3 separate regions of the Homo sapiens genome follow, and all the other regions are linked to region 2. The links are chromatin contacts, found by Hi-C or POLR2A ChIA-PET in ENCODE. All regions are on one chromosome and are shown on one strand. The core of a region is the stretch at or near the end of the contact, and the rest is flanking DNA. Distances in the headings are between cores, read along the strand shown.

Region 1 (3,805 bases), core at 566-3,065, 380 kb before region 2:
GAGGCTGAGGCAGGCAGATCACGAGGTCAGGAGATAGAGACCATCTTGGCCAACATGGTGAAACCCTGCCTCTACTAAAAATACAAAAATTAGCTGGGCATGATGGCCATCATGGTGAAACACCATCTCTACTAAAAATAGAGAAATTAGCTGTGCGTGGTGGTGCACACCTGTAGTCCCAGCTACCTGGGAGACTGAGGCAGGAGAATTGCTTGAACCTGGGAGGCGGAGATTGTGGTGAGCCAAGATTGTGCCACTGCACTCCAGCCTGGGTGACAGAGCAAGACTCTGTCTTAGCGGCGGGGGTGGGGGAAGAAAGTGGGTCTGGTCAACTGGGTCTGGGAAAGAAAGTAGACCATAGGGATGGGGTGCCAATTGCCAGTTGCTTACAGCCCCTTTGTAGGGTTCATAGACCTTAAATGCCACAGTTGTGTCTTTTTTTTTTTTTTTTTTTTAAGACATGGTCTCGTTCTGTTGCTCAGGCTGGAGTTCAGTAGCGGCATCACAGTTCACTGCAGCTTTGAACTCTCAGGCTCAAGTGATCGCTCACCTCAGCCTCACAAGGGGTGGATCATACACACATTTTTTTTTTTTTTTTTGGTGCAGTGGCAAGATCTCGACTCACTGCAACCTCCACCTCCTGGGTTCAAGTGATTCTCCTGCCTCAGTCTCCAGAGTAGCTGGGACTACAGGTGTGCGCCACCATGCCTGGCTAATTTTTTGTGTTTTTAGTAGAAACAGGGTTTCACCCTGTTGGCCAGGCTGGTCTTGAACTCCTGACCTCAAGCAATTCACCCGCCTTGGCCTCCCAAAGTGCTGGGATTACAGACGTGAGCCACCACCCATAACCCATACACATGTTTTAAAGTGCGTTTATACATTCCTGTGCTCAGCAGAGATGTGGTAGGACACACTAGCTACCCATGATGCAGGGAGATGCTCCTCTTTCATTATGTATGAAAATACATTATGGCAAATTTGATAGCCATCCTAGTTCCTGGCGATGGTGAGAGAAGGGGCAGATGAGGCAGATCTGCAGATGTGGATCTTCCAGGTGAGAGCAGGGCTGTGTGTCTCCACTCAGGGGAGGTCATGCCCAAGGGGAGGTGTGAGCAAGTGGAGGCAGACAGCACCTGTCCCCCAGCACCTTCCCCTCTGGCTAGTCCATGGGACCACCCCTTCAGGGTAAATGCATTTGCTGTTCCCATTCCCTCAGGCATAGCTGTGAGGCGGGCAGTTTGACTCATGAGCCGGGTTCAGATGACACTGTGTTGATCACTGTCTGGAATTGGAAACAGAAACTCTCCTATTCACACCCTTAATTGTCCCGACATTCACATCTTTCTATAGCCCACCTTCAGAGCCCCCACGTGGGGCCTGAGAGCTGAAGGTGAGGTTCAGGGATGGAGTGTTTGGTTAGATGTGTTCTCAGAGAGGGGCAGCTTTGAGCACTGTGCCCCACCTGCTGTCTGTCTCCACAGGCTGGCTTTACTCAGCACTGGCAAAGAAATCCTGGTGGCTTGTCAGATTTCTCTGTGGACCTGCAAGAGCAAAGAACTAGGCAATCTGGAAGAACCTCTGCCTTTATTTGGTTGGGTTCAGCAAAAGAGTACAAAAAGAGCATCAGGCTGGAGTGGTTGTAAATTAGCAGGAACATGAGGTTCTGGATTCACTTTCATCAGCTGCAGATGGTGCTCAGCAGGGCTGGTGCAGGGTGTGTGACCCTCGGGGCCATTGCCTAGCTGTGGATGCATGGTGTTTCTGGGAAAATGGATGTCAAGGAGCCCAGGAGTCAAGTGATCTCCAGAGAACTTGGCCAACCCTGGGAATCTTAAGGAACACGAAGGGACGGGACTGGGATGAAGTGGCGTCAGCAGCATCTGTTACTGAAGTTGTGGTTCCTGGGGGTAGGGCTAAACAGCCAAGATTGTGTCAAGGGAGAGGTCATGCCTCAGAGGGTCAGCAAGGCTGGGGCATCTGAGTTGAGGACTGTGAGTTGGGGGATGATGAGCCACTGAAAACGGAAGTGAGGACAAGGGGGCTAGAACAGATGAAAAGAAACGGGGTCTGGGAAAATGAAAGATAAACATATTCTACTTCTCCTTCTCCACCAGCTCATTTTCTCAGTATGTAAGTACAGCTGTGTCTTTTCTATAGTTAACTAGAATGACACTGCTGTGATTCCACATTCCCCTTGGACTATTGCCATTTCATTAAAAAGAAAATTCTTTCAAAATCAAGTTTCTCAAAGGAGTAGATTACATTTATCTCCATCTCTTTATTTACTCCTGAACCCATGGAAATCTCATTTTCATGTTTCTGAAACAGTCACTAAATACTCCATTGCCAAACCATTGGCCACTTGTCTGTGGTCAAAGAGACTCCTGGTTGACCCCAGGCATTCTAATGATAGAGACATCTGCGCAATCCCCGGAATTCTAATGATAGAAGCAACAGGGCGACCTCATGAATTCTAAAAATAGAGACTCATGGCCTACCACAGGCATTCTAATGGGAGACACTCCTGGCTGACACTGGGCATTCTAATGATAGGGACACCTGGGTGACCTCAGACAATCTAATGATAGACACCTGAATGACCACAGGCATTCTAAGATAGAGACAAACCATTGGCCACTTGTCTGTAGTCATCTTACTTGATGTGTCCACTGCATTTTATACTCCCTCCTTGAAGATTCTATGTCAGTACTTGCTCCTCCATCTGCTCTTTCATTTTTCTCTCCACTGTAATATTCTTTGTGGGAGCTTTTCCCTCACCCATCCTGGGATTCTCCTCTCACTCTGCTCATGTTTCCTCAGTAACATACTCACTCATAATTTCCATCATGTTCACCCCATAGGAATTCCTGGTCTTCATGGCTTCTCTAAGCATTTCCATGGAGCTCCAGGCCCACAGACCAATTGACCTGTTCACGGTGTGCTCCCATCAAAGGCAGCATGACTAAAGCTGGGCTTGTCCCTTTGCCATCCGAACCCATTTCTCTTACTTCTCAGAAATCTGGATACTGTCCCCTGATCCTCTTTCATGGCCCTACCCCACCCCACAATAGTTGGTCACCATGTCCCATGTCCTGTTGATTGTTCTTCCCAAGTACCTCTGGGGTTGCTCTCCTTTCTTTCCTTCCCTCTACTGCTGCCCAAACCCAGTCATTTAGTGTCTCTTGCCTTAGTAGCCTCCTCAATAATCTTTATGCCTATAACCTCTTCCCTTACAATCCACTTTCCAATCTGCCACCATCCTAGGGTGATTTTCTAATTATCAGCTATGATTCACACAGTCCTGTGCTTGGACTCTTCCAGAGCTCCCTCCTGCCATTGGACAAAACTTAGTCTCATTAGCCTGGCACACTTCATTTCCAGATAATAATAAAAAATAACATTCGTTGAGAAGGAGCCCCATAAACATTTGCTATTGCAATTATTTACTGTGCATGAGGTGCTGTACTAAGCACTTTTATGTGCATTACCTCACTGAATTCTGAAAACAACCCTTTGAGGCAGGTACTATTTTACCTCTATTTTACGGCTGAGGCTTAGAGAAGGTAAGAAACTGGCTCATGGTGACCTAGTGAGTAAGTCTCGGTGCTAATATTGAAATCCAGGGTTGCCGTGACCCCAAAACATGAGTTCTCAACCACTGTGCCATCCTGCTACTGCAGTTAAGCCAGTGCCCTTCAAATTCTGCTGTTCCCTTTCCCTGGAACATCTTACCCCACTGGTTTCCAAACATTTTTCCTTCACTCTTGCTTGGTTTGAGCATTAGCTTCCCTGTGAGCCTTCCTTC
Region 2 (3,511 bases), core at 882-3,381:
TGTTCTTCAATAAAAATGCAGATATTAGTGACCTTCACACACACAGAGCCTCTCCCGAGTGAACATAGCCCCTCAACGTGCAAGTCTTGCCTGAATGCCTCGATGTCCATTTAAAGCCACCTGGTAAGAGGAGCAGGTATTTCTGTAACTGAGAGGAGTATTGGGAAGAGGCTAGAGACAACATTTTATATTTCTGAGCCCTTGGGATAAGAAAGAGCCCCATTTTCTTGCCTGAAGTCCTCTGAGCAGTTAGAACCACTGGGCCACTGCTGCTCATCTGTAGCCCATCCACTGATGGCTCCTTGCCCAGACACAGAGCCTGACCCAGCCAGTGGACCTGGAGAGGAAAAGGGGATAAGATGAGAAATGGGAGTTGAGGGCCTCCCAGCTCCCCATTACTAATATTAATTTACTTTCTATATGCAACTATGGCTATGGGAATTTAGGACCACATGAAGCAATAAGATCAAATGGAAATCTTGACCTGCTTGTTTGGGTGAATCAATTTTCCTGGAAGGCTCAGGGCACTGTGGGGAAAAAACGCATACGAGGTGAAAACATGGCTGTTGCTAGAGCCCAGGAGACCCTATGAGTTCAGTCAAGGCTGGGAGAGAGTCAGGGGCTCTACCCTGTGACCCCCAGGAGAGTTTGCACCCACCATGTCACAAGGGCACTGCTATATGCTCAGAAGGGAGCTGTGTTACGAATTTTCAAATGATTCACTGCTCTCTAGATCAAGGTTGTTGTTATCAAGCAAAAGCAGTAGGAAGAGTGTGTGAGTAGAGCACTCCGTAGTTAACAGAAGGTGTTCAGATACTTGCTGATTTGATTCTCAAACTACCCTGGACTGTCGGCTTCATCAAGACAGAGAATCATGTCTGTCCCATTCATTGCTATCAACTGTGCTAAGGACGGGGAGTGGCACGTAACAGGCGCTCCGTGCATATTTGTTAAATAAAAATAAAAGAACCCAATAAGATAAGAAATAGGAGTTATTATTCCTATTTTATAATTGAGGCCGAGAGTCCCACAGTTAATAAACGGCAGAGTCAAGACAAGACTGAGCATCTTAATCCCAAGGTCATTGCTAGCTATTTTGTCTTATGAAGCTTCTAGGTCACAAGCTTCAGGATGCAAAGAACTCCAAAGGTAGGAGCATATGGAGGAGCTGTACAGCGCAGAGAAAAGCAGGCAGAGTCCCTGGAGCTTCCCAGAACACAGAAAGATTTACAAAGAAAGCTCAGGACTGAGATGTGGACACCGACATGGCAAGAAGCTTCACTTCCTCCCTGCGTGGCCAGGACACATCCCCAGCGAGCAGGGACTCATTGGGGATATGTGTGGCTCTTTAGCCTCCCCTGCAGGAGAGTTTCAGAATGCACCCTCTCTAAGGGGCTGAAGTGCTCATAGGAAAGCCCAGATCTGATGGATGATCCACTATTGAGGTATTCCTAAACAGTGGGATGCATCACCCCCACTTCTCCAGAGGAAATAACCAAGAGTTTAGTCTTACTACAAATTAGAAAGCTGCTAATGTGCATAGCTCGTTATGAAGTACAACTATAAGACATTGGGTTCTTAAAGCTGAGAGGAACCCTAAATAGTCCATAGCCTGGGTTCCTAGATAAAAGGTCTGCGAAGCTGCTGAAATAATCTGCATATTATGAGTATTCTGGAGGGGATTGTCCATGACTTTCATCAGATCCTCAGAGGCGTCTCAGATTCAAACCCAGCCACAGGAGGGTCTAGAATTACCTCCTCAGCCCCTCAACTAAGCAGATTTGCTCAAAGCCGCAGGGATGGGAAGTCCGTCTTTCCCAAGGCAGCTGAGGTCATTTCCTGTGATCAATTCCTGCTCCCCACAGAGAGTGAGGAATGTACAGATGGTTCCACTAGAACCCGAACAAAACAACTCCCTCCATGTGTCCGGCATATGAGGTCCAAAAATGAGCTGTAGGGTGGGAGTACTGGGACAGCCTTCAAAATGCACCAGCCAGCACGGAAAGGGCTGCTTTTGAAATTTGTGCATTTAAAGACAACTAACGACTAGTTTCATTGCCTCCCCCAAAGTGAAGTTTTTAAGTGACAGATTCTGCTCCTCTGTCTCATAATATTCTTACATAAAGGTTAGGCATGGAGCTGATGGCACCCATCAGCCCCAAATTCGAGTAGACCACCCCCAGAATGAAGTCTAAGTCATGGAGACAAAGCCCCGCGCTTGTGCTGAATGAGATCCTCTAGTGCTCTCTGGTGGCTACGACTTGTTACTGCACCTTTCACAACACATTTGTACGAAGTTTGTATTTCTGATTTTTTTTAAGTATTCCAAAACTGAAATCAGTTTAAAGTCCTCTCTTTGCTTACATATGAGTTGGGGCTCAAGGATTGTATAATCAATATGTCATGTGACTTATCAATGGCAGAGCCAACACTGGGGCTTAGGCCTTTCCTCTTGTTCGGGAGCTGTTTCCCACTCTGAGATTTGAAGGTGGGTGCAAGTGAAACATGGTGGAGAGCAGGAACTGCCAGGCTCAGGGTGGGAGCAAGCAGGTGTGTTAAGGATATCTCCGGGGCACAGAGCAGATTTGAGAGTTGGGGGCGACCCAAGAGCTGCACAGGGGCCAAATCACCAAAGGTCCTTTATGCCAGGATATGGAGCTTAGCGTCTGTTTGTAAGGAGGAGAGCCCCATGAAGGATTTTAAGGAGGAGAGCAATGGGATGGGGTCAAGGCAGCAGTGGGGAGGATGAACTGGGAAGCATTAAAAAGTAGGCCCACAGGCCGGACACTGTGGCTCGTGCCTGTAATCCCAACACTTTGGGAAGCCAAGGACGGTGGATCACTTGAGGCCATGAGTTTGAGACCAGCCTCGGCAACATTATGAAACCCTGTCTCTACTAAAAATACAAAAATGGTGCATGTCTGTAATCCCACCTACCCAGCAGGCTGAGATACGAGAATCTTTTGAACCCGGGAGGCAGAAGTTGCAGTGAGCTGAGATCCCGGCACTGCACTCCAACCTGAACAACAGAGTGAGATCCTGTCCCACACACACACACACACACACACACACACACACACACAGAAAAAGTATGACCCACAGCCTGGGCTAAATAGCAAAGCCTCATCTCTACAAAATATTTAGAAATTAGCCAAGTGTGGTGGTGCACACCTGTAGTCTCAGGTACTTGGGAGGCTGAGTTGGGAGGATCTCTTGAGCTCAGAACATGAAAGCTGCACTGAATCGTGATCATACCACTGCACTCTTGCCTGGGTGACAGAGCAAGACCCTGTCAGGGTGGGTGTGGAGTGGGGGCGGGGAAGTGTGGTCCAGGGAAAGTGTCAGAATCTCCAGGAGAGACAGCTTATAATGCCTGTTCCTACCCACCTCCAGAGACTCCATACAGTCGGTCTGGACTAGAACTCCAGTCACACCTTTAGTAAGCAGAAAGCTCCTTGGGTGTTTCTGACACAAATGATTCCAGAGCCACACTTGAAGAGTCACTGGAGGA
Region 3 (3,381 bases), core at 469-2,968, 480 kb after region 2:
CACACCTGTAATACCAGCACTTTGGGAGGCCGAGGCAGGTGGAATATGAGGTCAAGAGATCGAGACCATCCTGGCCAATATGGTGAACCCCATCTCTACTAAAAATATAAAAATTAGCTGGGCGTGGTGGCGCATGCCTGTAGTCTCAGCTACTTGGGAGACTGAGGCAGGAGAATCGCTTGAACCTGGGAGGCGGAGGTTGCAGTGAGCTGAGATTGTGCCAAAAAAAGACTCCTCAAGACTTAAGGAAGAGTGGCAGCAGGGACTGCTGAGGAAGCTGCCGGGCTCCCTGTGTACCACTGGCCTTCATGAACAAAGCTGACACCATCATGCTCCTTCGGACATATTCTGCTAGCATAAAGGGACCCCCATCTCCCCAACCGAATTAGGCAGAGCTGGCCTTCCTTCTAGCGGAGTTCCTAGGAGTGAGTTGGTGCCACCCCTTGTGAGGCTTGATCCAAAAACCAGAACCTCTCCAGACCAGGGATCCATGTCCTCTAACACAAGAGGGGCAGACCTAACCTCTAAAATCCCTCCCACTCTAACCTTCAGCATCCACAGCTCAAAACAACCAGGATGCCTCAGAAACAGCACTCACTGGGGCGAGCAGGATTAGGCTTCAGAAAAACCAGGTAGATCCAGTTTCTTCTGTCAGAAAATGTTTTTTTTTAATTACAATTTTTCATAAGTTGCCACTATATGCCAGGCTTTTCTCATTTTATCTCATTAGAGCCTCTTTTTCTTTTCTTTCTTTTTTTTTTTTTTTTGACACAAAGTCTCGCTCTGTCACCCAGGCTGGAATGCAGTGGCAACAATCTCGGCTCACTGCAACCTCTGCCTCCCAGGTTCAGACAATTCTCCTGCCTCAGCCTCCCGAGAAGCTGGGATTACAGGCACCTGCCATCACGCCCAACTAATTTTTGTATTTTTGGTAGAGGCGGGGTTTCACCATGTTGGTCAGGCTAGTCTGGAACTCCTGACCTCAGGTGATCCACCCGCCTCGGTCTCCCAAATTGCTGGGATTACAGGTGTGAGCCACCATGGCTGGCCTCATTAGAACCTCTTGATTACCTTGTAAGATATCCCTATACCTACATATATCCCCAAATCCATAGACAACAACCATGTCACACTCATTGTATCTTGTGAACCCAATCCACTGTCTAGCCCATAGAATTTGCTCAGTAAATATTTGCTGAGTAGAATAAAGTGGCAGAGCTGGATTCCTAATTCCAGTCTGAAGTCAGTGCTCAGCTTGACTTTTCTGAAGCTGCCTTCATATATGCTTCTTCCTTTGCCCTACCTGGTCAAGCTAAGAGGCAATGTATTCCCTTATCCCCCTTAATCGAATTGGACTTCATCTGTGGACAGACCCTTCCACCTTACTGACCCTAACTTTTTCTCAATAGGTATCCTGCTACAGAGCGAACTGGGCAAAATTCAGAATGGTTCCATGCATCTTAGAAGGAATGTCTGAAATAACCCTTTCTCTCTTGGGGCTGTGGGAGAACGGAGGAAGAAGCCCAGTGCATATCTGCCTCCACCAGTGCTGCTCTGACCAGAGTATCCACCTGTATCCACTCCCACACTACTACGGACGGGAGAGCCTGGGTGATCCCAGCCAGAGGCTATGCATGCATCCCCCACCCAGCCTGGAACTTCACAGAATTGCTCTTACCCTCTGGTATGGAATCAGAACCACAGACTGCAGTCAGAATGGAAGTGAGGAGGAGATGGCCCAGCCTCAACAGCCTGGTACTCACGGGGGCAGGCAGTCCCCACCTCACAATTGTCATTTCCCATTGGCCAACTCAGTGAGGGCCAGAGGCCGGTGGGCAGGCACATGTCCCTGGCAGTTGCCCACAGCCTGCACCCTAGGGAACCTGGTACAACCCAGCTTGGGCTTCGGAAGCCAAGTGGAGCTTCAGTCAAAGCACTTGTGTTTCCAGGCCTTGACCCTTATTTTGCCTCCTACAACAGCAACAGAAGATGGGGCAAAAGTCAAAACCACAGCAGGAAAACAAGATTTTTTTCCTGCATCTGACGGAGAAACTTCCTAATGTAAATGAATTAATTGCTCAGTGGTCCAGGAGGTCTCCCCCTCCCATAGATTTGCCCTAATAAGTCAGGGACGCCAATTATCACACCACAGTCTTGCTCACTGTGCATGATTAAGTCTGAGACTGTGTACGTTCAGACAGTGAGTGCTTCAGAAGGGAGCACTGTCAGAGGGGTCTGCAATCAGGTAAGAAATAGAGCACATCCTCCACTCTCTGACCTGGACCCTGGATTTAGGAAAGACCTTGCACATGAATTCTGAGAACTGGGGTGTGGGGAAGTTCCTGGAGTGGTGTGGGGCTTGGCAAGTTAAAAAGGCCCTGAATTCTTAAAGCTTGTGGCCTCGAATCGTAATTTGAATCTAATATAATAGAAAACTTACATAAAATGTGATATTGGAATACCATCTTTCAAGATTTTTTGGTTCCAAAATTTCGGATAACATTTTGACAGCTACCTTGGTATGTGTGTGTGTGTGTTTGTGAGAGAGAGAGAGCCTGTTTTTCCAGTTCCTTAAGCATATATATGCCTATTCTGTCTCTTGTGGAACCCAGCTCTGGCCTAGAAGCAGCCTGGAGAACTGGAAGCTGCCACCCACTTAGGTGTTCCTAGAAAGTTTAGGCTTGAAGTGGCAACATTCAACACCTTGGACTTTCTTGGCACGCTCATGTTTTGTTTTTGAAGGGCAGGATCTGAGCCGGTTCTTGCAAGCCACACATTCTGATGAATTAAATTACGACCCCAGCAAGGGCTTAGGATGCCAGCACCAACTTCAACAAGACATCCAAAACAGAATTTTCTCAGACAGAGGCAGGGCAAGTGTCTGCCTGCCCCCCAGATATCATCTCCACAGTCCACACAGAGCCTAAAAATCTACCAGTAAAGTCAAGTCCACCATTAAAGTAAAGATCTGATGTAAAGCCTCAGCTTCCTGCTAATGTCCAAATATTTCAAGAGAAGTCACATTAGGCCGTTGAGATGAGAGACATGAGAGACTTTCCAAGGTCCCCCGGCTTAAATAAGTGGCCCATGAAAATGAGGTTCCATATAGTTTAGCAGGCTGATTGAACCAAGAAGACAACAAAAAGAAATAGAAGCAACTCTCAATTATATCACTGTTTGATTTTTGTTATGGTGTTTTCCTATTTATTTTTGGTTTATGTTACTGTCTGTTGCTATTTAATAGAACATAAACTTCAGGTCAGGTGCAGTGGCTCAGGCCTGTAATCCCAGTACTTTGGAAGGCCAAGACAGGCATATCACCTGAGATCAGGAGTTTGAGACCAGTCTGGCCAACATGGTGAAACCCCATCTCTACTAAAA

The links. A loop is a pair of places that touch in the nucleus more often than their neighbours do. ChIA-PET counts read pairs that join two places held with the same protein, here RNA polymerase II (POLR2A). Pooled maps may share reads with other maps.
Region 1: a loop to region 2 is called in a map of KBM-7, with 3 times the contacts of the local background. The contact joins two enhancer-like sites. A Hi-C loop is called at or near these places in 31 of 168 maps with a recorded cell type or tissue (CD14-positive monocyte, DLD1, GM12878 and 23 more) and 5 of 50 pooled maps. POLR2A ChIA-PET finds 5 or more read pairs at or near these places in 6 of 52 experiments (H1, OCI-LY7, WTC11 and 2 more).
Region 3: a map of MCF 10A shows a loop between it and region 2 (11-fold over the local background). The contact joins the promoter of ADIPOQ here to the enhancer-like site in region 2. A Hi-C loop is called at or near these places in 6 of 168 maps with a recorded cell type or tissue (HCT116, IMR-90, MCF 10A and 3 more) and 13 of 50 pooled maps. POLR2A ChIA-PET finds 5 or more read pairs at or near these places in 1 of 52 experiments (PC-9).

Annotation. Positions count from the first base shown.
Region 1 is chr3:187,693,650-187,697,454 of GRCh38, reverse strand. No RefSeq gene overlaps it. Among named protein-coding and RNA genes, the nearest start is that of RTP2, 7.0 kb to the left of the region's middle. Within about 2 kb of position 1,815, at least 3 of the 41 ENCODE cell types and tissues checked have a DNase peak (open chromatin) inside an H3K27ac peak, as active enhancers do; they include heart right ventricle, where a contact is called at or near this core.
Region 2 is chr3:187,317,736-187,321,246 of GRCh38, reverse strand. No RefSeq gene overlaps it. Among named protein-coding and RNA genes, the nearest start is that of MASP1, 28 kb to the right of the region's middle. Within about 2 kb of position 2,131, at least 5 of the 41 ENCODE cell types and tissues checked have a DNase peak (open chromatin) inside an H3K27ac peak, as active enhancers do; they include heart right ventricle, where a contact is called at or near this core.
Region 3 is chr3:186,841,047-186,844,427 of GRCh38, reverse strand. It overlaps ADIPOQ (adiponectin, C1Q and collagen domain containing), which reads right to left and starts at 1,718. Exons shown (of 3, transcript NM_004797.4): 1 at 1,679-1,718. RefSeq lists an enhancer at 1-1,678, a cis regulatory region at 2,267-2,294 and a promoter at 1,696-2,394.